Linked DNA regions of Mus musculus: regions 1, 3 and 4 are each linked to region 2. Evidence: chromatin loops called from intact Hi-C (ENCODE). Cell type or tissue: left cerebral cortex. All regions are shown on one strand. Region 1 has its middle 44 kb from the start of Gm24696. Region 2 holds the start of Myc (myelocytomatosis oncogene). Region 3 overlaps Gm30159 (a long non-coding RNA gene). Region 4 has its middle 52 kb from the start of Gm30113.

Region 1 (5,000 bases), 580 kb after region 2:
AAAAATTATATTCCATATGACTCCAACCATAGGGCTTTCAATCAAACTATGAAGACAGTGAAAAGATTGATACTTTCCAAGGGTTGGGGAGCAGGTAATATGGTTGGCATCAATAGATTGAAGGCAGAGGATTTTTTTAGTGCAAATAGTTTTTGATACCATTAATGTGGATATGTGTCATAGATTTGTTCAAACCCACAGAAGGCCCAATATTAAGAGTGAACTATAATGAAAATTATGAAGGATAATGACTTGTCAATATAACTTCATAACTTTTAGCAAATATATTGATTTGGTAAGGAATGTTGATAATGGACAATTCTAGGCATTTGCGAGGGATATATATATATATATATATATATATATATATATTCATTCTATATTTTCTACTAATGTTTTCTCTACTTTAAAATGTCCTAAAGATGACAGTCCATTTTGAAAAAGAGTATATAGTATGCTATGTAAAGCACAAAAACAGCATTGAATGAACCCGTTACACAGAGCTGGGATAACAATAATAGCTGGCATTTAATTCTCAGTCTGTATCAAGCTGGGTTCTAAGTGTTTCATATATATTAATATGTTTAGACAAACCTTTTACCTCCATTTAGTCAATGAATAAATTAAGCTTCAAAGAACCATAGAAGTTCACACAAGGAGACAAATCTATTGAATGATAGAGTCAGGATTTGAACACAGTACTTCCTCTCAGTTATACTGCCTCTTAAGTAGTCATCCCTTGCAAGGGTAACTATAATATCCTCACTGGACATTTTCAGCAAAAGATACAGCAGGACTTCAATAAGAGGGATGTGTATAGTTTCCTATTCAATATTCCATATCCCTTCTTGAAGTGTCTTCTTCCCTCATTTGTTGAGAGTCTGTTGGGGGTAGCTGAATTGATTAACTTAGAAACCTTAGGCAATAGCAAACACAGAAGTGGATGCTCACAGTCAGGTAATGGATGGATCATAGGGCCCCCAATGGAGGAGCTAGAGAAAGTACCCAAGGAGCTAAAGGGATCTGCAACCCTATAGGTGGAACAACATTATGAACTAACCAGTACCCCGGAGCTCTTGACTCTAGCTGCATATATATCAAAAGATGGCCTAGTCGGCCATCACTGGGAAGAGAGGCCCATTGGACTTGCAAACTTTATATGCCCCAGTACAGGGGAACACCAGGGCCAAAAAGGGGGAGTGGGTGGGCAGGGGGGTGAGTGGATATGGGGGACTTTTGGTATAGCATTGGAAATGTAAATGAGTTAAATACCTAATAAAAAATGGAAAAAAAAATTCAAATCTGGCCTCTAGTTAGAACGGCCTGATGGAAAAAAAAAAAAAAAAAAAAAAAAAAAGAAACCTTAGGCAAGAAAAACGCATCCTTAAAACATTTGAATGATGGGATTCTTCACATTTTCTGGAGTCCTCTAAGCAATACCTGTTGTGCAAATGGATATTAGAGGTGAGGAACGGCTAATGTGTTCAAGCCTAGTTTTGAAGAAGGTGAAACCTAGAAGTTTGAAACCTAGTTTTGGCAGAAGAGGGTGAATGATTTTGGTTTAGTTTAGCTTGACAGAAGAGCTTGGGAACCGTGCTACATTTTCTTATATCTACTTCAGACCAGGGTCTGTTTACAGGGTTTTTTACTTATACAAACCATAATATTTCTTCTGGAAGTGTAATGGGTTAAGGGCACTTGGCATGGTGTGAAACACTACATGATTAGGAATTCAAGCTGAAATTTGTATTTTTACATTTTGACCATTAATCGCCAGCTTCCACTATGTGATCTTGGACAGCTTAACCTTACTGCTTCGATTTTCATGTGTATTAAATGAGTATCGGAATACCACAACATTCAAATTATGTGATGATTAAATGAAATGATACTTTCAAAATGTTTAACATTAATGGTAACAATTGTTAAAACAGGATGTCTTTTCCTGGCCATAATCCTAAGGTAAGTCACTACCTATGTGAAATTTAAAGAATAACTCAAGAAAGGCACCAGGCTTTTATATCCCTAGATGCCCAATCGTCTAAGCTGGAAATAAGCTGACAATTTCCTGAGTCCATTAACTACTTTCATCCCAATTTAACATACCAGCTCTCTACATCTCAAAACACTTAGTAAGATTCTTTTAATTCTATTGAATTTTACATTCAATTTCACAATTTTTACCCAACAATCTGTGTGTCTCTAAGTAAAGTCCATTTCATTCACTCTCTTTTCATCCTATAGTATACTCCACACTATGTCTTAACCCATCCAAGGCCATTCCATCCTCACTTATCTCATCCCGTCCCATCCTATGCTACTCTATTCCATCTGATCCCAATCATCCCAGCCCATTCTGCCTAATCACATTCCATCTATCATGTTCTAGCCCATGTAATTCATGACTTTCAGACTATATTGATTTATAAATAAGAAAGTATAAATAGACTACCTTCATGTATTCCATTCTTCTTGAGTAACCAGGGAGTTCTCAGAGATCTGTGGCCTAAGCTAGAAATGAGAACTTTTTGATTGTCCACAATATCTTCTATTTCTGTACCAATTTGTTATGGTGACACCTCTATCTTGAGTCAATTATAATAGCAGCAGCTGGTTGGTGGGTGTGCAGGTACATGGCTTACATTTTCTTATTCAAGCAATAAGCTTCCTCCCTCAAATAATGTCTTCCTGCAACTTTGCCAGACATTTCCTGCAAATGGAAAAGGTGATCACTTCTTCCTCCTATTTACTTCCTTTTTGTACATCATCTGGATTCTTTTATATCTAATATTTAAACGTTTTTTTAAAAGGTGCATGCGCGCGCGCGCGCGTGTGTGTGTGTGTGTATGTGTGTGCGCGCGTGTGCGTGTGCGTGTGAGTGTGTGTGTGTGAGAGAGAGAGAGAGAGAGAGAGAGAGACAAAGAGAAAGAGAGAGAGGTCTTGTAAGAATTTTAAGGCAAGTAGTATAGTGATTATAGAATTAACTTACTTTGTGATATCAACACTGACCAGTGGCTATACCTGTGACCAACCAACATTTTAATACCAACATTATGGGGTGATGGAGACACATTTGTATTGCTCAACAGTGACACCTATTGACCCAGAGAGTGCAGTCATCTTCCAAGTAAAGGAAGGAAGGTGTTAGGATTAAAAACAGCAAGAAGCAAGCTGACAACAAAGCTAATAATATATGGAAACACCAACTACTTCCATGAGAATTGGTTTCCCTGCTGCCAGACTTGGGTTAACTATAGCTAGAATAAAATAAATGTCAGCAAAAATCAATGAATGCAAAGCTCTGCAGAATATTTAATCGACACTTTGAAACTAACAATGAACTCTGATAAGTTTAGGGAAACTGAGGCTCATGATAAATTAATGACCTTTGTGAGGTATCGTCTAGTGACTGAGCCTGGAATTAGAGTCAATTTTTCCAGATCAAAATCCAGTGACTCATTACTTCCCAGTGACTCTTATTTAATTTTCTTTTACTTATGAAAATAGGATCATTATGGAAACCTGCCTTTCCTCTCTTCTTTTCTTTGCTTCTAGCTACATTCTGGGTCTTGTAAATGAACTTAAAGAGATTGGTAGGTTGGCAACCTATCCAGAAGGGTGTTTCTAAGAAATATTGTTTATATTATGAGCAATGGGGTAGCTATTGAGATTTTTGTCTTTTAACAATTAAGTATTCAAGAACAAGCTTGGGTTGGGTGTATACTTCTTTGGCTAAAGCACTTGTCTAGTGTGTATGAATCTGTGGGTCCTGCTTTCCAGAACTACATAGATTAGGCACGGTGGTGTGAGTCTGTAGTTCCAGCACTTGGGTGGTGGAGGGAGGAGGATAAGACTTCTGGACTACAGAACAAATTCAAGGTCTAAGATAAGTGAGCTTTCATCTCAAAACTGACCAAGGACAAGTATACGTCAGCAGGAAAACATTCTGGCCACAAAGTGAGGATGGACTGAAGAAGCAAGACTTGGTAGATAAGAAGCCATTTGGGAAGTAGACATTTTCATTTAGAGACTATAAAACCAAAAATACTTGTCAATCATAGAATTCTTTTGGAGGAATCATGGGACACAAAGGGCAGAAGTTTTTAAGATACCAGAAATGAGGCTGCACAGGTGGTTTAGCAGTTATCAGCCCTTGCTGCTTTTATAGAGGACCAGTTTCATTCCTAGCATTCATGCCTAATGGTTTACAATCACTTATGCTTCTAGCTTCCATGACTTAGTATAGTCTTCTGGCCTCTGTGGGCACTCACATGTAGCATGCCTCCAACTCTCATCAATACTATGGTACCAGTCATCAATACCATCCTTCTACATAGTATCTGAGTCAGAAATAAGTTTTATAACTGCAAGGGCATGGTTGTACATACTTATACTCTGAACATTTAGGAGTAAGAGGCAGGAATATCAGGAGTCCAGACCAGCCTCTAATGCATAGTAATTGTGAAGCCATTTTGGGCCACTCCATCTCTCCGTACATATATATATATATATATATATATATATATATATATATATATATATATATATAAATCAACCCAAATTAAAGCAGAACTATGGGAAGACCTACTCATAAAAAGTTTCCAGAAATGCCAAGGAGAACATTCCAAATGACTGAAGATAGGAATTACATGTCACCCTTCTCCAGTTACCAAACTTATAAACAGGCCCTTTCCCTCCTTCAATTTCAATTCAAATGTCCACATCGTCTGCCAACTGGCCCAGGGTTGTAATGAATAGCCAGTACCACATGCCTGTTTTCTCCAGCTGTAGCCTTCCTCTAACCTGTTCTCTTTCCTGACAGCTCTCATTCATTTCTTCTGGAGTGTGTACCACCTACCCTGCTTCGTTTTTTTCAATTCATGGAAATGAATCAGATCTGTGATGGCGTCATTCAAAAGAGAAAGCTAATTAAAAAGGTCCCCTTTCCTTCCTTTCAGAGACCTTGCAGTAGTTTCCCCTTTTAGGAGACACAAGCCAGG
Region 2 (5,000 bases):
GGATTGGCGGGCGGGACGCACCTCCGTGTCGGTCCCAGGCTGTCAGAAATGCACCAAGCTGAAATTTAAATGCCCTCTCAGAGACTGGTAAGTCAGAAGCTACGGAGCCTTCTCGCTCCCAAACGCAAAAGGTAATCCCTTCTCCAAAGACCTCAGGATTCCAAGGGCTTTCTTTGGCCACCACGAAGCGACCTCCCGGTTTGACCCCTCAAAGGACACATATCAATTAATGTAGCAAAGCAAGAATGTCCAACCGGCCGGGTCAGCGTCAGCCCATAGTAACCTCGGGAACCCCGCTTCAAAATGCATCCCGGTTTTTCCCTTCCCCTTTCCTCTGTCATCTTGACAAGTCGCTCTACCCCGACTCAGATCTACCCCAGCCTACCCCAACTACTCTTGAGAAAAGTGTCAAAAGCACAGGAATGGAAGAAAGACTGTCCTAACCGGCCGCTACATTCAAGACGCAGAAAGAACACAGGGAAAGACCACCAGATCTGTGCTTACCGGGGTTTCCAACGCCCAAAGGAAATCCAGCCTTCAAACAGCTCGAGGAGCTCTTTTCAGGAGAGCTGATCGCGGGCAGAGGCAGAGAACACTGTCCCCAAATAGACAAAAATTCCCTCCCCGGAGCCTGGGGAGTCCTGTCCTGGCTCGCAGATTGTAAGTTCCAGTGAGAAGTGTCTGCCCGCTGCAATGGGCAAAGTTTCCCAGCGGCGGCGAGGGTTGCGGCCGCTGATGTTGGGTCAGTCGCAGGGTTGGGGAGAGTGGGCGGCAGGCTCGGAGGCAAAGCCCCTCTCACTCCAGAGCTGCCTTCTTAGGTCGCCCCGGAGCGCGGCTCTGCACACACGGCTCTTCCAACCGTCCGCTCACTCCCTCTGTCTCTCGCTGGAATTACTACAGCGAGTCAGAAAAAAACGCCCGAAAAGCTTCTTTTATACTGCGACTCAGGATCCCTCCCCTCCCTTCTTTTTCCCGCCAAGCGTCGGCGAAGCCCTGCCCTTCAGGAGGCAGGAGGGGAGCTGAGTGAGGCGAGTCGGACCCGGCAGCTGAGAGCAGCGCAGCCCAGGGGTCCTCGGCCGCGCAGACCCCCGGAATATAAAGGGCGGGTGGGCGGGGATTAGCCAGAGAATCTCTCTTTCTCCCTTCCCCACCTCTCTCTATTTTTTTTTCCTCCTCTCGCTTCCCCGCCCTCTGCTTTGGGAACTCGGGAGGGGGGCTAGTGGGGAGCCGGGGAAAGAGGAGGAGGAGCCTCAGCCCCGCAGCCCAGTACTCCGGCTCCGGGGTGTAAACAGTAATAGCGCAGCATGAATTAACTGCGCGCCCGACCATTTTCTCTTGCTCGCGCGCTAGTCCTTTCCCTTTCTGTACGGTTGTTCGGGCGCAGCGCTCGGCTGAACTGTGTTCTTGCCCTGCGTATATCAGTCACCGCAGGTGGAACAGCTGCCTCGCTCCACACAATACGCCATGTACCCTGGACCGCGTCACGCACGTCCCGGGCGGCCAGGCGTCTCTCTAAGGCTGGGGAAAACAGAATTTAGAAAGGGGGAAGGACGAACGAATGAGTTATCTAGGAGCCCCCGCTCAGTGTGTGGAGTGATAGAGGGTGATCAACCGCAGATGAGGTCTATGCAGGAAAAACGATGTCTGGAATTTTATTAAAATTGCTCAGCAACTCACTGCCACGTATACTTGGAGAGCCACTTAGGGATAAACAGCCACTCCATCTCGCGGGGAAGGCATTGTGTATTTTGCCTTTGGTCGTACAGTTATGTTGACTGGGCACATTCTTTCCAGAACGACCCCCCCCCCCAATTTGCTGCCAAAAGGCAGATTCCCCCCCCCCCCCACACACACACTCCAGCACCTCCGGTTCGGACTTCCACCCGGCGGGTGGTGTGGAGGCGGCTCTTTCCCCTGTAGGTCTCCCTGCGCAGTCCAGTAAAGTGGCGGCGGGTGCGCTCTACCCGGCTCCTCCGGGAGGAGTCTCTGCCGGTCTACACCCCATACACCTCCACACAGTTCCAGGGCCACAGTCGGTTTTCACAAGAGGCAAATCCTCTTTGCCCCTGTGGAGCCAGTTTGCAGCAGACTCTGGTTTAGGAGCTGGGGTGGGGAAAATCAAGGCGCTAGACGCGAGAATATGCCATGAATTGGGGGGTTGGGGAAAACCCGGACTTCCCAGAAAGGGGGAGGAGTGAATTGCCAACCCAGATCTGGGGAGCCTGCAGAGACCCTAGAATAAAGAAAACCGTTAACCCCTTCCTCCCAGGACAAACCCAAGCTTTCCCCTTTTATTACTGGAATCGTAATTATGCACTTAAAAAAAAAAGTCGGCCCTGATCAGATCAAAGTAACGTTACATTTTTGCCTTCGTATGTGTGTGTTAAGCTAATTAAAAGCTGATTTTAATTTATACATTAATTTCCCAGTTTCCTTTTTCCTGAATACTACGCTGTGCATTCTGTACAATCCCCAAACGTATACATACACACTTTATATATACACGATAATCTAGCTTATTAACCAACCAGAAACATGAGTCTTTTGCTCTGTGCATTGGTTCTAGATTTATTATATAATGCATATTCCCTCGGGATTTGCTTATCCTACACTTTAAAACCCAAAGAAGTCTTCTTATTCCGGACTCCTCGCCCCAAGGCACTTAAAGAAACCTCTCTCACTGCTACCCGGTTTAAAAAAAAAAAAAAAAAAAAAAAAGAAAGAAAAGAAAATACAGTAGCGTGTATAAGGTGCTCATTGTTCAAAGTTGTTATTAGCCACTGAGTTTGCAATTTAGGATTCAGCTGTTGAATGATAGTATCTTCCTTCATCGAGCTCATTGCACAATTCAGCTTTAAGGATTGCAAAATGACTACAGCCTCTAGGATTTTGCCTCAAACACCAAGAGCCACCAATCCCTAGTCTGCGTTTTGCTGCAGAGACTCTTTCCCCGCCCCCTCACCCCCCACCACCCGGGTTGTGGCTCTCGGATTTGTGAAAGTAAAGTAAGTGTGCCCTCTACTGGCCACAGAGACCACAGCGTTGCGAAGCCAACGAGGGCGGAGGTCGGATGGGGGCAGGGCTGCAGGGTTTCCAGGTTCTGGGAAGATGCTTCCTTGCCTAAGACAAGCTTCCGGTCATCCTTTAAATGACTCTTTTAGGCTGCAAAGGAGGCAAAGGAAGAGAAATTACTAGAGAAAAAAATGGTTCAGAGGTGGCTATTCAGTTGCAAAGAGGGGGAGTAGATGAACCCATCCCTACTTTCTGACAGTCACCCAAAACAGAGCCCTAGTTGTGGATGGGGAAAATGAATGAGTCACAGGTATACAAGTGAAGGAGATCTAACAGAAACGGAAAGGCAATAGAACAAGTTTTAGCACCCATGTCTCACACCTTTGTCGTGTTGTAAGCTGGACGTGTCAAAGCAGAGCATTGAATTTTACTGGGCAAAAGGAGTCAGAATGCAAGGCAGGAGCATTAGCTTATTATTGCCTTGTTTTATTATTATTATTATTATTATCATTATTATCATTATTATTATTTTGGGGTTTTTTTTTTGAGAGAGATTCTCACGACTATTCTTTGCTAGCCTGAAACTCACACAGTTTTATTAGTTTTGTATAACTGTTTTTCCTCTTCCTCTTCTTTATAAAAGATCTTATGCATCCCAGCACATATCCCACCACACCTGGCCTTATGCCTCGATAAATGAGAATGGAATCCCGGGTGGGGAGGGCATGCTATGTGAGCCCTCTAGCAACTAAACTGAATCTTGAGCCTCCAAATTTTGCTTTTATGTTCTTAAGGATGCTCACCCTCAGCCCGACTGCTTACGAATTGGGTGGTTGAACTATATTAGTGAAGAGAAAGAGTGAGATTCCTTTGCCAAAATATTTTAGAGAGCCATTTTATTAAAAGGTTGGAATTTTAGGTAGGCGTGGTGATGAATGCCTTGAATCCCAATCATCTGGGATGGAGAAGCTAGAGGATCAGGTCACGCTACTGTACAGAAGCTCCAGGGACAAGCAGATTAATAAATGGCGTGTCATGAAACAGATAATCCTTTGTAGAAAAGACCGTCACCAAGTACACATCTGAGAGAGAGATAATATTCAAATATAAATAAAGAACTGAAAAAGGGGAGGGAGAGGGGGGAGAGAGGGGGAGCGGGAGAGAGAGAGAGCAAACAAATCACTCAATTAAATGGGATACAAGCTGGTGGATAGATCTCTTGAGTTCAAGGCCTTAGACCATCCAGGTTGGTCTCAAACTCAGAGATCTGCCTGCCTCTGTCTTTCGAGTGCTGGGATTAAAGGCCTGCGTCACTATTGCCCGGCAATACTTTTTTTTTTTTTTTTTAAAACGTTGAAAATTTAAACCCAAATAACTGCATAAGGGTGGGTATAATAGAAAGGGAATTTGTACCAACCTACACAGTGGTCTCAGCATCATGCCTCAAGCATCATCAGATGCTTGACTGCATCTGAGCAACAGGCAAGGTATTCAACATCCACGGAAGGGGGGATAGCCTTCCCCAAAAGGCCTCTTGGGGAAGATTTCCTAGGCTTGTCTCTTTACTATTACTCTCTTAGAGGTTGCGCACACCCGCTTTCTCTCTGCCTCTCCCTAAACACAGGACAGCACCAACAGATATGACAGTGGGTAGAGCTGACCCTCAAAAGGTCCTTTTTGAAAAGGTGTAATTATGGATTATTTTAAGATCTTACGTCCAAATCATGCCGGTCCAGTGTAGGTGTGGGAACCCAGGTAGCGGAATAGCCTGTGGTTTGGGGACTTGCCCGTACTGTACCCCAGCCTGATGACATCACCCGGGGTGTTGCTTTTAAGTAACAGGAAGGTAGGGGACATCCCCATTTTACATATTAGGAAATGAAAGGGTACCACTTCATTGTAAAATAAATTTTAAAAAATACTTTAAAAAGGACAGGAAAGCCACAAGTTTATAATCTTGTCAATAAAGTGTAGTGATTGGAATGTTC
Region 3 (5,000 bases), 1.1 Mb before region 2:
AGTATCTCCTTGATGTAGATGCAAATATAAAATTAAAGTGTGTTTTTAATCTGAAACTTGTGAATTCATTGTTAATGAAGAAAAATGAAATTGACTGTTTGCATTAGCCTTTTATCTTACAATCTTGTAATGTCACTTGCAAACAAGGATAGTTTTGCTTCTTTATGTTAAAATAACCCCCTCTGTGTGTGTGTGTGTGTGTGTGTGTGTGTGTGAGAGAGAGAGAGAGAGAGAGAGAGAGAGAGAGAGAGAATATCCTTCTCCGTTTTTCCCTCTCCCCTCCCTCCCTCCCTCCCTCCCTCCCTCCCTCGCTCCCCCTTTCTTATCTGCATTTTTAAGGACTTCTAATACCATGTTGAGGGGGAATGAGAAGGGATACTCTGTTTTGTTCTCAAACTTAAGGAGATGAGTCTAACTTTCTCCTATTAACTATGGCAGTAGATTTTGTTGGGGGTGGCAGGTCAATCCCATCTATGAACTTGTGACAGCATGCACACATTTGTACAATCTTAATGCAGACAAAATTCAAGCCTGGAGAGAGGGAGGCAGAAATAAAATCTCACCAGTAGCTGGGGACCTGTTGGCATTTGATAGTTGCTGGTAGAAGGAAAGTAGGCTTTCTTTAATTATGTGACCCCGATTGCTGGACCATACTCTGGGGAAGAGCCTCACTGTTAAGTCTTAACTAGGTAATACAAAACAGACACAATATAGGTGGGTAGGAAAAACACTCAAATGTATGAGTTGGGTATGTCCAGAGGTAAGGGAAAATAACAAAGGTTGATATGGTAGCAGTTAAGGTTCAGAATACATTTTATGAAGTTCTCAATGAAATCATTAAAAAGTATTTTAAAGGTAGATTTTTTTCTATTAAGTTGGAAATGAATCCTGCTTTTAGGTTTCTGAGATTTTGTTTTGAATGAGTATTGATATTTGCCAAATGTTTCTGCTTTCTCAGCTCTGATCACAGGACTGCTCTTTATAGCTGCATGTTTTCATTATTTGCTTTTGAGATTTCAAGCTAATTTATATAGTTTAGATAAATCTTATTTGGCCAAGCTATGTAATTATTTTTATTCTGTATTGGGTTCCATTTATTAATATTTTATTTTTCCTATATATTCATATGATCATATACCTTTAATATATATTTTCTAACATATATTTCTATAAGAAGCTATAAAACAACTAATCTATATAATGGGATACCTATTGATTGAGATCAAATGTGTGAAGGCAGTGATAGATTTTGCCCAAAGAATAGCTATTGAGTTAGAATCAGAAGAAACACATTTCCTGGTTGGTTGTTGATATAACAGCATAGCTGTGACTTAGCCTCATTCTTTGTTCGCCTTAAAAAAAAAAGTCTTAACAGAGCAAACAAGGAAACAAGGACCTTTCTGCCTTCGAGTCCTCTCATTTCTCTCACACCAATATTATGACACAAGACTTTGAAGACTATCAATTCTCTGGGTTTCATTTTTAACATCTGTGTAATAAGAAGAATTATATCTATATCTGGAAGCTTACAATACTTAGTCTCCTCCAATATCAATAGTTACGTGTAATGATCAAGACAATGGGGTGTCTATGAGCACAGAGGGGCACTACTGGAAAGAGTCTGAAGGTTAAAGACTCTCCAAGGACGAAAACTTTAAGATATGAACACTGTTCCAGAATAACGAAATGCACAGCATGAACAAAAACAATTCAGTGAGAAATGATTGATTATCAATTCGAGTAGTCAAAATAATCTTTATCAATCTATGTTTTGAGTCCAAAGTTGTTTCTTTCAGGTTTCAGGAAACAAATTAGAGTCATCCTGAAAGGAGAGTCATGCCTTTTTCCTGCTGAGGCTGCCCAAGTCATCCAGTATTTCCATTAATCCTTGGATTATCTAGGGAATCCTGACCTTTGTTTTCCCTCACCCCTGTGCCTCACCCTGCCCTAGGGCACTAGATGGAGCTCTATGGAAGCAGTTCTCAGAGCTTGTGGAGGATGGGAAAAAAGTAGCCAAGGATTCGGGATCTAAATTTCATAACTGGAACTGGACATTGAACCCACTGATGGATGGTCTATTTCTACCTCTCAATGTCATCCAAGGAGCTGGACCATAAGGATCGTCTATAGTGTGTGATGTATCAGAGAGAGAAAAGCTCTCTGATAAGAAAGCTCTGAAGTTCGTATAAGAGAACAAAGATGACATTTCATTTCTGCTTTGGACAGCTGAATACACTTGGACAAAGTCTTTCCGTATGGCCAGAGTCATTCTCTATGGAGAGGTGAGAATATTGCCTCCTTCACAGACTTATTCTAAAGACTAAAAGAAGTAAGAAATTCAAATGTAGAACATTCATATTACAGAGACTAATCACAGTATTTCTCTGGGCACACATTTTTTTTTTGTGGGTTTTTTTGTTGTTGTTGTTGGTTTTTTGTTGTTGTTTTGTTTTGTTGTTGAGGACAGGTGAGTGTACTTGGTAAAAAACAATACTAGGAAACACTAACTTACCTATGTGACTCCGTACTTTTAGTATCAAAGTGTTAGTCATGGGAATAAGATAGAGTGAAAAAAGGATGGTAGCATACCAACTAACATTTCAAATCCTTCCTGCACATTTCTCTTAATCTTATCTTCTTTTACCCATATGACTCTGGATGATATTAATAGAAATGCTACTATTATAGGTGACACTTAGATAGCATTGAGTGGCAAGAAATTTTCTAAATGTTTTGCATGTGCAAATTTGTTTAAGGTCTTTCATAACCCCACCATGTTGATTCTGCTACATTAGCACTTTCAGGTCATGAAGAACAATTTTGTAAGCAAGAGACAAGGAGTCTTTGATTCCTGGATGACTGGAACCAAAATGTGAACAAAGACACAATCACTGGAAGTAAAAATAAATAAATAAAAATAACATGGTCAATTGGAATTTTATATGATGGAGGAGGCTTTAGGATGAAGACTCAACGATTCGAAAATACTTTCCTCCTTTGCACTTAGGTCACATGTAAGGCAGACAGCCAAATAGACACATGATCTCTTGCGCGCGCCAGACTCGCCAGCAAGAACGACGCCACAATAGGATCCTTCTGCACACGTTTATTGGGAGAGCATTGACTGCATCGGCGAAAGACCCTGAGCCCAGAAATGGTGCTGCTTATATAGGCCTAGGAGTGACGTGTCCATACCTGATTGGTTATGCTACCAGTACCTCATTAATATGCGTCGGGCCAGGCAGTGACTTGGCAAAAAAAAACCCTTATGCACATGCGCACATTGGTTGTTTACCCATAATCATGGGCGGTGGCCAGTGGTAGCCAGCACCATCTTGTAATGGCGTTTGCGGCTTCCCACAATGATCAGGCAGGAAAATTAGTAACAGACTTAGGAAAGAAACTCAGCATTACCAGACTGTTCAGATTCTTATTGATTCTTCTATATAAGTCTTAGTTTTTCATCAAAAATGACAGGACACTTTTGGGATCACATCTATGACTTTTCTTCACACAAGAATGTGTTAGAGAATATCCTTCTGGTCAGTCCTTACACAGGAAGTCAAGGGAAGATTTGAATAATACTTTTTCACTTTTTGTAAAGGAAAGGGGCTCCAGCTTTTTAGGGAGTATCTTGGGGAAAGGGATAGAGAGAAAGGACAGAAGTTTAGAAAGATCTTGCTTCCAATGTCTTTTTTCAGGTTGCTGTTCAAGTAGCTATTGAAGATGCTAAGGTGCCACAGTTTTGGGCAATCTACATGCCAACACACATGTATATTAATCATCATTAACTGAGTTTTGAAACCAGTTTGGGATCAGACTCCCTGTTCTTAGCCCATCCTCTGTGGCCTAAATTTAGCTTGTACTTGTGGGTCTGTTGACAGTTGTCCAGAAACTCTTTAATATTTTAGTCCCAGTGTAACAAGGAGTCCACAGTGGTCTTTCCTTCTAAGATTCTGACTTACCTATCAGACCTCCTCCTTTTTGGCATTTCCTATTTTACTGACAAACAGAAGAGAAATGCACATGAGCAATGCCAGCCTCACACCAGGAAACCAGCGAGCCAGGCCTGATGCCATCTCTCTTGGTGGCAGTGCCCCCATCTTCAGTCTGGAGGTCTAAGAACATCATCTACAGTCTGCCAAAAAGGACTAAAGTTCCTACTTTTTTCTTGAAATACTTTCCAAGGAAATATGTTTTATAAAAACATGCACAAATTACCAAAGAGATGAAAAGAAAAGAAAGCTGCAGCTACAAACCAATGAGCAGAGGAAAAAAAAAATGTTTGAAATGCTTGATCATAAAAAGCCACTTGAAATCCCTTAGTGGATGAAGAGGAAGGAAGAGAAGATTTCTGTGTTTATATGTCAAAGTATGGGATCTTTTTGTTGACATCACGGCTATGTAACTTGTGTTGTCTTCATTTGCCTTGTAGGCAATGGAATAATTTGAACAGCTTGCCTAGCAAGTAGATGGAAAGAAACAGAAGGTTCTCACCGTGGAAAATGTTGATAAGAAGAATGGTCAGGTTCATGTCTCTGTTGCCCATCCTAACTGAATGATCTCTTTAGTATCTACTTTAATATTCATTCTAAATAAAGCCTCAATGGTGTTATCACATATAACATGCTTGTGTTCATTCCTTCTTTCATTAAAGGGTTTATAGGCTTTTTATGCTGGTCATAGGGGAAAAGAGAAAAAGAGACAAAATATAAATAAGGGGAAGGTAAGGGTAAGAGAGAGAAGAAGCAAGAAAAACATTGGTAGTTAAAAAGACTTATTTACAAATCACATATCATAAAAGACATTTGCACATTTATTCATCTTCTCCCTCCTTCTCCCTCCCTCCCTCCCTCCCCCCCCCCCTTTATGAGCATGTTTTTGTACCAAATTGTGTGTCTAGGAAGGCAGATGTGTATGTGGAAGCCTGAGATTGTCTTGTACCAAATTGTGTGTCTATGAGGAAAGATGTGTATGTGGAAGCCTGAGATTGTCCTCCT
Region 4 (5,000 bases), 1.0 Mb before region 2:
AACTTCCTACTAAGAGCTTTAATCAAATAGGATAATCCTGCACTTAAAATCATAATTATAAACATGTGCTCAAGGCTAAATTCTCACCATTCAACTGTGAATTCTTCTTTAGATATTTACATTGCTCCCTCAAATTATATGCCAACTGTGTAGTATATAGGTAAGCCAACTTGAATTGAGACTCCAGAGTGTCACGTTTTTACCTATAATGTTATTTCTTAATGTTAAAGTGATTAGTATTTTAAAACTTTTCACCATGTTAAAAACTATTATCAGCTCTTATACATCAGTATTAAATAAGAACATTCAACTAGGTATGAATCCAAGGAAGAACTCTTTTTAAGAGTAGGAACAGAAAATATTTTGAGACAAATACAGAGATGAATGCTCGTAGCTAACCATTGGACTGAACACAGGGTCCCCGAGGGAGGAGTTAGAAAACGGACTGAAGGAGCTGTAGGGGTTTGCAACCCCATAGGAGAAACAACAATATCAATCAACCAGACCCCTCAGAGCTCCCAGGGACTAAACCACCAATGAAAGAGTACACATGGAGCTACTCATGGCTCTAGCCGAATATGTAGCAGAGGATGGCCTTGTCGGAAGTCAATGAGAGGAGAGGTTCTTGGTCCTGTGAAGGCTCCATGCTCCAGTGTAGGAGAACGCCAGGACAGGGAGGTGGAAGCACCCTCAGAGAAGCAGGGGGAAGGGGATGGGTTAGAGGGCTTCTGGAGGGGAAACCAGGAAAAGGGATAACATTTGAAATGTAAATAAATAAAATATCTAATTAAAAACTTTAAAAAAAAAAAGAATCCTGGTCATAGAGTGTGAGATTCAGAAGGAAATTATACTTTATTATTTAAGTCTTATCATCATGTTCATAAAAATGAAGATAAAGCATTTATTAATGAAAATTATTTAAAATACAAATAATTGTCATTTCTTTAGAACTAAACTTGTGTCAATTCTTCACTCTTTTTTTTTCATATTAATGTATTTACTCATGGTCCTAGGATGGCTGGGTAACTGAGCTCACACCGATGTTTCAGTCAACAATGAAAATCAGGTTTGAATATGTTGAAAGAGGGGAGCTAAAAGCTAACATTTCTTTTCCTGTAGTGTAAATCTTTCTATAAACCCAGTAAGAACAAGTCTGGTTGTGTTTCTTTAAACAAAAGTATCATGTGAACATCTATTTCTAAATAGTCAAGGGAAACAAGCATTAGGAATGAGGGTTGGGTCACCAACAAACAGGTTCTAGTACTGAGTTCACATGACCACGTGATAATGCCTTTCAGCATCACTTTGTGCTGCCTACCAAAGGAAAGTAATGAACAATACTTTATAAACTTCTGAATTGGAAAAGCAAACCTCCTACCGGTGCCCTTAGCAACCATCTTCCCATGCTTGTAGCTTCTACAGGAGGCTTTCCTAAGTCAGTTTTAATGTTCCTACTACCCTGAAATTTGAGCACCGGAATGTGCTTGTCACCTTGAAATTGAAGACAGAGTGGAATACGGAGTGCCAGATCTTCTCCTATGAGGGCTTTCCATGAATTTTCTGGATCCCGTTAAGATCTTCCGAGGTAAATACTCAGTGCGGCTTAACTGGGCTTGAGTTCAGGCTTGTGTCGGAATTCAGCACACCATTCCTGCCACTGCTGAGCATGGCACAGATTCCCCGGGTGGAAAGTCATGCTCTGGAAATAGGTTAGAGCTTTTTAACAGGTCATTTGCCGTTCATATCAGGTCACAAGTATATGGCTCACAGTTCCAGATTAATGTCACCTATATCAGTTCAGTGACCTGAGAAAGATACTCCCCACCCCCCGCGCCCCCTGTTCCCCCGCCCTCCCTCCCTCCCCCCGCTTGGTTTATCTGGCTTCTACTGCATGGCACACCCACATCTATGCAAGATGGAGCTGTTCCCGTTTGACAGTGGCAGAAGGTGCTTTTCTTGCAGGATTTCTAGGTCAAAGGCTAAAGGAGGACTTGGAGGGTTCAGTCTGAAGTATCTGCTGTTGTCCTACAACAAACTCTTACCATGAGGAGGCAGCATAACACAGACATAAGTGTAGGTTGGGTTGGCCTTGATTCTAGACCAGCACCCCTAAACATCCAAGCCTTAGCTCTGCTACCTAAGCTCTGTGAAGTCCCGTGATTGCCTTGAAAATTAAATAAGGCCAGACCTTTTAAGCTCTTGGCAAAGTAGGTGATTTGTGTTTGTTATCGCTGTACTGAGGCCCTTGCTTTTAGTAATGTTACTGTTTTAGAAAGTAAGTCTGGAGTTTCTTCTCACTTTAAAAAACAAAAAAACAAAAACAAAAGCAAAACGCCGGGTGTGGTGGCACACGCCTTTAATCCCAGCACTCGGGAGGCCGAGGCAGGCCGCGGATCTCTGAGTTCGAGGCCAGCCTGGTCTACAGAGTGAGTTCCAGGACAGCCAGCCAGGGCTACACAGAGAAACCCTGTCTCGAAAAACAAAACAAAACAAAACAAACAAACAAACCCCCCCCCCAAAAAAAAAACAAAAAACAAAAAAAAAAAAAAACAAAACCAAAAAACCAAACCCCAAAACAACAACAACAGCAACAACAACAACAACAACAAAAAACCCGAAACAACAACAACAAAAACAAAAAAACTTTCAAAAGACCCAATATGTCCCTAAGGCAAACTTGAGGCCCATGTATATGTACTATAGAGTTAACATATCTAAATTACTGGAATCATTAGGAATGGTGGTCTGAATTAGGACAACTTTACAATAAGCTACTATATCTGCGAATATTCATTCATATTGGAAAACATCAATAACCTATCATCTCTGTTCTCACATGGCCCAGGAGTGGAGGAAGCACCCAGAAGACATGGCCTCAAAACCAACACCACTTCATGTCCTATGTATTTCTTGGCTAACACCATCCTTCAGACTGAGATTAATAGAATAGGAACTAGCAAGGGTTTGGGTACCACAGCACTTTATGCTAGTTGACAGTCTCATTCTACCTATACTAGCCCTGACAACTCACAGTTCCTGATATAGGTACTGTTATTCTCTCCATCATATACTTAAAGAGGTGTAGGCTAAGCTTGCTATGAAGGGACTTCCAATGGACAAAAGGCCTCTGTCAGCAATACTGAGCTCTGGATTCATGTGGGGATACTATACACTGATTTTCTTTCCTCACTTTATTGCTTTCTGAATAGAGGAGAAAAGGTGGCCAGGACACTGAGGTATAAAGTAGAAATGTATAGTTGTAAGTTGATATAGTTCATGTGAGGGTAGATGACAAGGCATCAGTATAGACCACAAAAGTATACACATTCAAACCCTTTACATGACAATTAGAATAAATGAAGCTTCTGTCACAGAGGACCCCTGTCCTCTTCCTTCTGTTTCAGCACCCAAAACCACCTAGAATTCCAGTTCCAGGGAATCTGATGCCGCCTTCTGGTCTCCACTGGCACCAAGCTCACATGTGTCCACAGACATATATGCAGGCATACACATAAACCAAAACAAATAAGCCTGTCTTCCTAATGCAAATGAATTTTCTCAGAAGCTGCCATGATATGAATAAATGCTAAAATGATATGTTAAAACATAATTGCTGCTGTTACAGTGTTTGTAGATGGAACTTTAGAGCTGCCATTTAAGGATACAGCATTAGCCTTCCCTAGAATACTCAACAGTGTGGCTGCAGCCTGGAAGGGAAAGCAGCCCTCTGTAGACAAGGAACCTTCCTGTGCCTTCATGATGCTCCACATCACTGTCTTTGTTTTAATCTGATGTTTTTGCAAAGACATGGCTGGAGTCTTTTCTCATTCTCTTTTGCATATATCTTTAACTTCCTTCTTGGTGCAAGTGTGAAGATTGTATTTAAAAACCTGAAATTTCTAACATTTTAACTTAAACATGTATTGGCCTAATTTCCATGATAATCACCACACTATATAATTACTTTGTTCCCATGCCTTTCACTTATTTGTTTGTTCGTTTTTATGAGACAGGGCCTTTTACTTGTTAATATTATAAAACTACATCCTCCTTCAGTGGGAATTTTATTTCTTCATCCTGATGTGAGCTTGTGAGTTACTACCCACTTTCTGGTAGTTGAACCTACAGGATGCCTTTGCCTATTATACTCTGGACATGTCTAGTAGCAGTGAAATACCTCAGCTTTTACCCCTTGGAGTATCTTCAAAGTCTTTCTCATTTTTGAAGGACAGTTTTGCTAAATATAGTGTTCTTGGTGTGGATAGTTTCTTTTTTAGCACTTTTCATGTATCAGACCATTGCCTTCTAGTCTCCCATGTTTCTGATGAGAACTCGGCTGATGACCTTGTTAAAGAGCCCTTGTTTATGATGAATCCCTGCCCTCACTGGGTTCTAAGAGCTCAATTTGGCTCTTGACAGCTAAGTTGCATATCTCAGTGTGTGTCTCTCCATTCATTCTTTTTGGAATTTGCTGAACTTGGAGCTTTATATTTAAGTGATTTTTTTCCCCCTTACCAAACTTTGGATGTCCGCAAGCATTAGTTTGCCAAATGTCTTCTCTGCGTCTTTTCTCGTAGTTTTCTTAGTCTTCCTTAGTGTACGTGGCTTTGCTTGATGGATGGTATTCATCCTTTCTGTATCCTCTTTTCCCTTATTCAGACTTTAATATCTCTAGAGACAATATAGTGTCTTCAGATGAGCTTACAGGATGCTTTCTGGTTGCTGAGATTTGTTCCAATTTGCTTTCATTGTAGCAAACTCTTCTTTGTGCTAAAGACCTTGAACTCCAGGTGCTTCCAGTGTTTTTCTGAGTTTATGCTTATTCCTGTGCATGGATGGTAGGTTTCCATTTCTGATATATTCCGTTAATTATTAATTTCCTCCTTGTTAATATCTGCCTCTTAGATGCAGAGAAAAATGAATGAGACAATAAGCCATGAGTCCTTCAAAGTTTCTGGAAATCCCTTCAGCTATAGAAAGTAGGACTAGCAAGAAGGAGG

The links. Peaks named below come from ENCODE experiments on the same cell type or tissue, not always from the same donor. Only the 100,000 strongest peaks of a DNase experiment are listed, where the experiment ranks them.
Region 1: it touches region 2 in a loop (4-fold over the local background); 12 of 42 quality-filtered maps call a loop at or near these places.
Region 3: a loop joins it to region 2, with 2.5 times the contacts of the local background. A loop is called at or near these places in 11 of 42 quality-filtered maps.
Region 4: a loop joins it to region 2, with 2.6 times the contacts of the local background. A loop is called at or near these places in 11 of 42 quality-filtered maps.

The regions. Positions count from the first base shown.
Region 1 is chr15:61,399,023-61,404,022 of GRCm38, reverse strand. No RefSeq gene overlaps it. Among named protein-coding and RNA genes, the nearest start is that of Gm24696, 44 kb to the right of the region's middle. In left cerebral cortex, a CTCF peak has its summit at 3,087; a DNase peak (open chromatin) is centred at 3,100.
Region 2 is chr15:61,981,456-61,986,455 of GRCm38, reverse strand. Myc (myelocytomatosis oncogene) reads right to left here and starts at 1,115. Exons shown (of 3, transcript NM_001177352.1): 1 at 505-1,115. In left cerebral cortex, CTCF peaks have their summits at 878, 1,959 and 3,031 (motif pointing left); DNase peaks (open chromatin) are centred at 926, 1,323, 2,049, 2,968 and 2 more places; H3K4me3 peaks cover 2,920 bases; H3K27ac peaks cover 2,635 bases.
Region 3 is chr15:63,110,088-63,115,087 of GRCm38, reverse strand. Gm30159 (a long non-coding RNA gene) reads left to right here. Exons shown (of 5, transcript XR_384132.1): 4 at 1,777-2,282; 5 at 4,436-4,623. Among named protein-coding and RNA genes, the nearest start is that of Gm30159, 33 kb to the left of the region's middle. In left cerebral cortex, a CTCF peak has its summit at 1,969 (motif pointing right); no DNase peak of the experiment used is centred here.
Region 4 is chr15:63,003,695-63,008,694 of GRCm38, reverse strand. No RefSeq gene overlaps it. Among named protein-coding and RNA genes, the nearest start is that of Gm30113, 52 kb to the right of the region's middle. In left cerebral cortex, a CTCF peak has its summit at 2,052; a DNase peak (open chromatin) is centred at 2,080.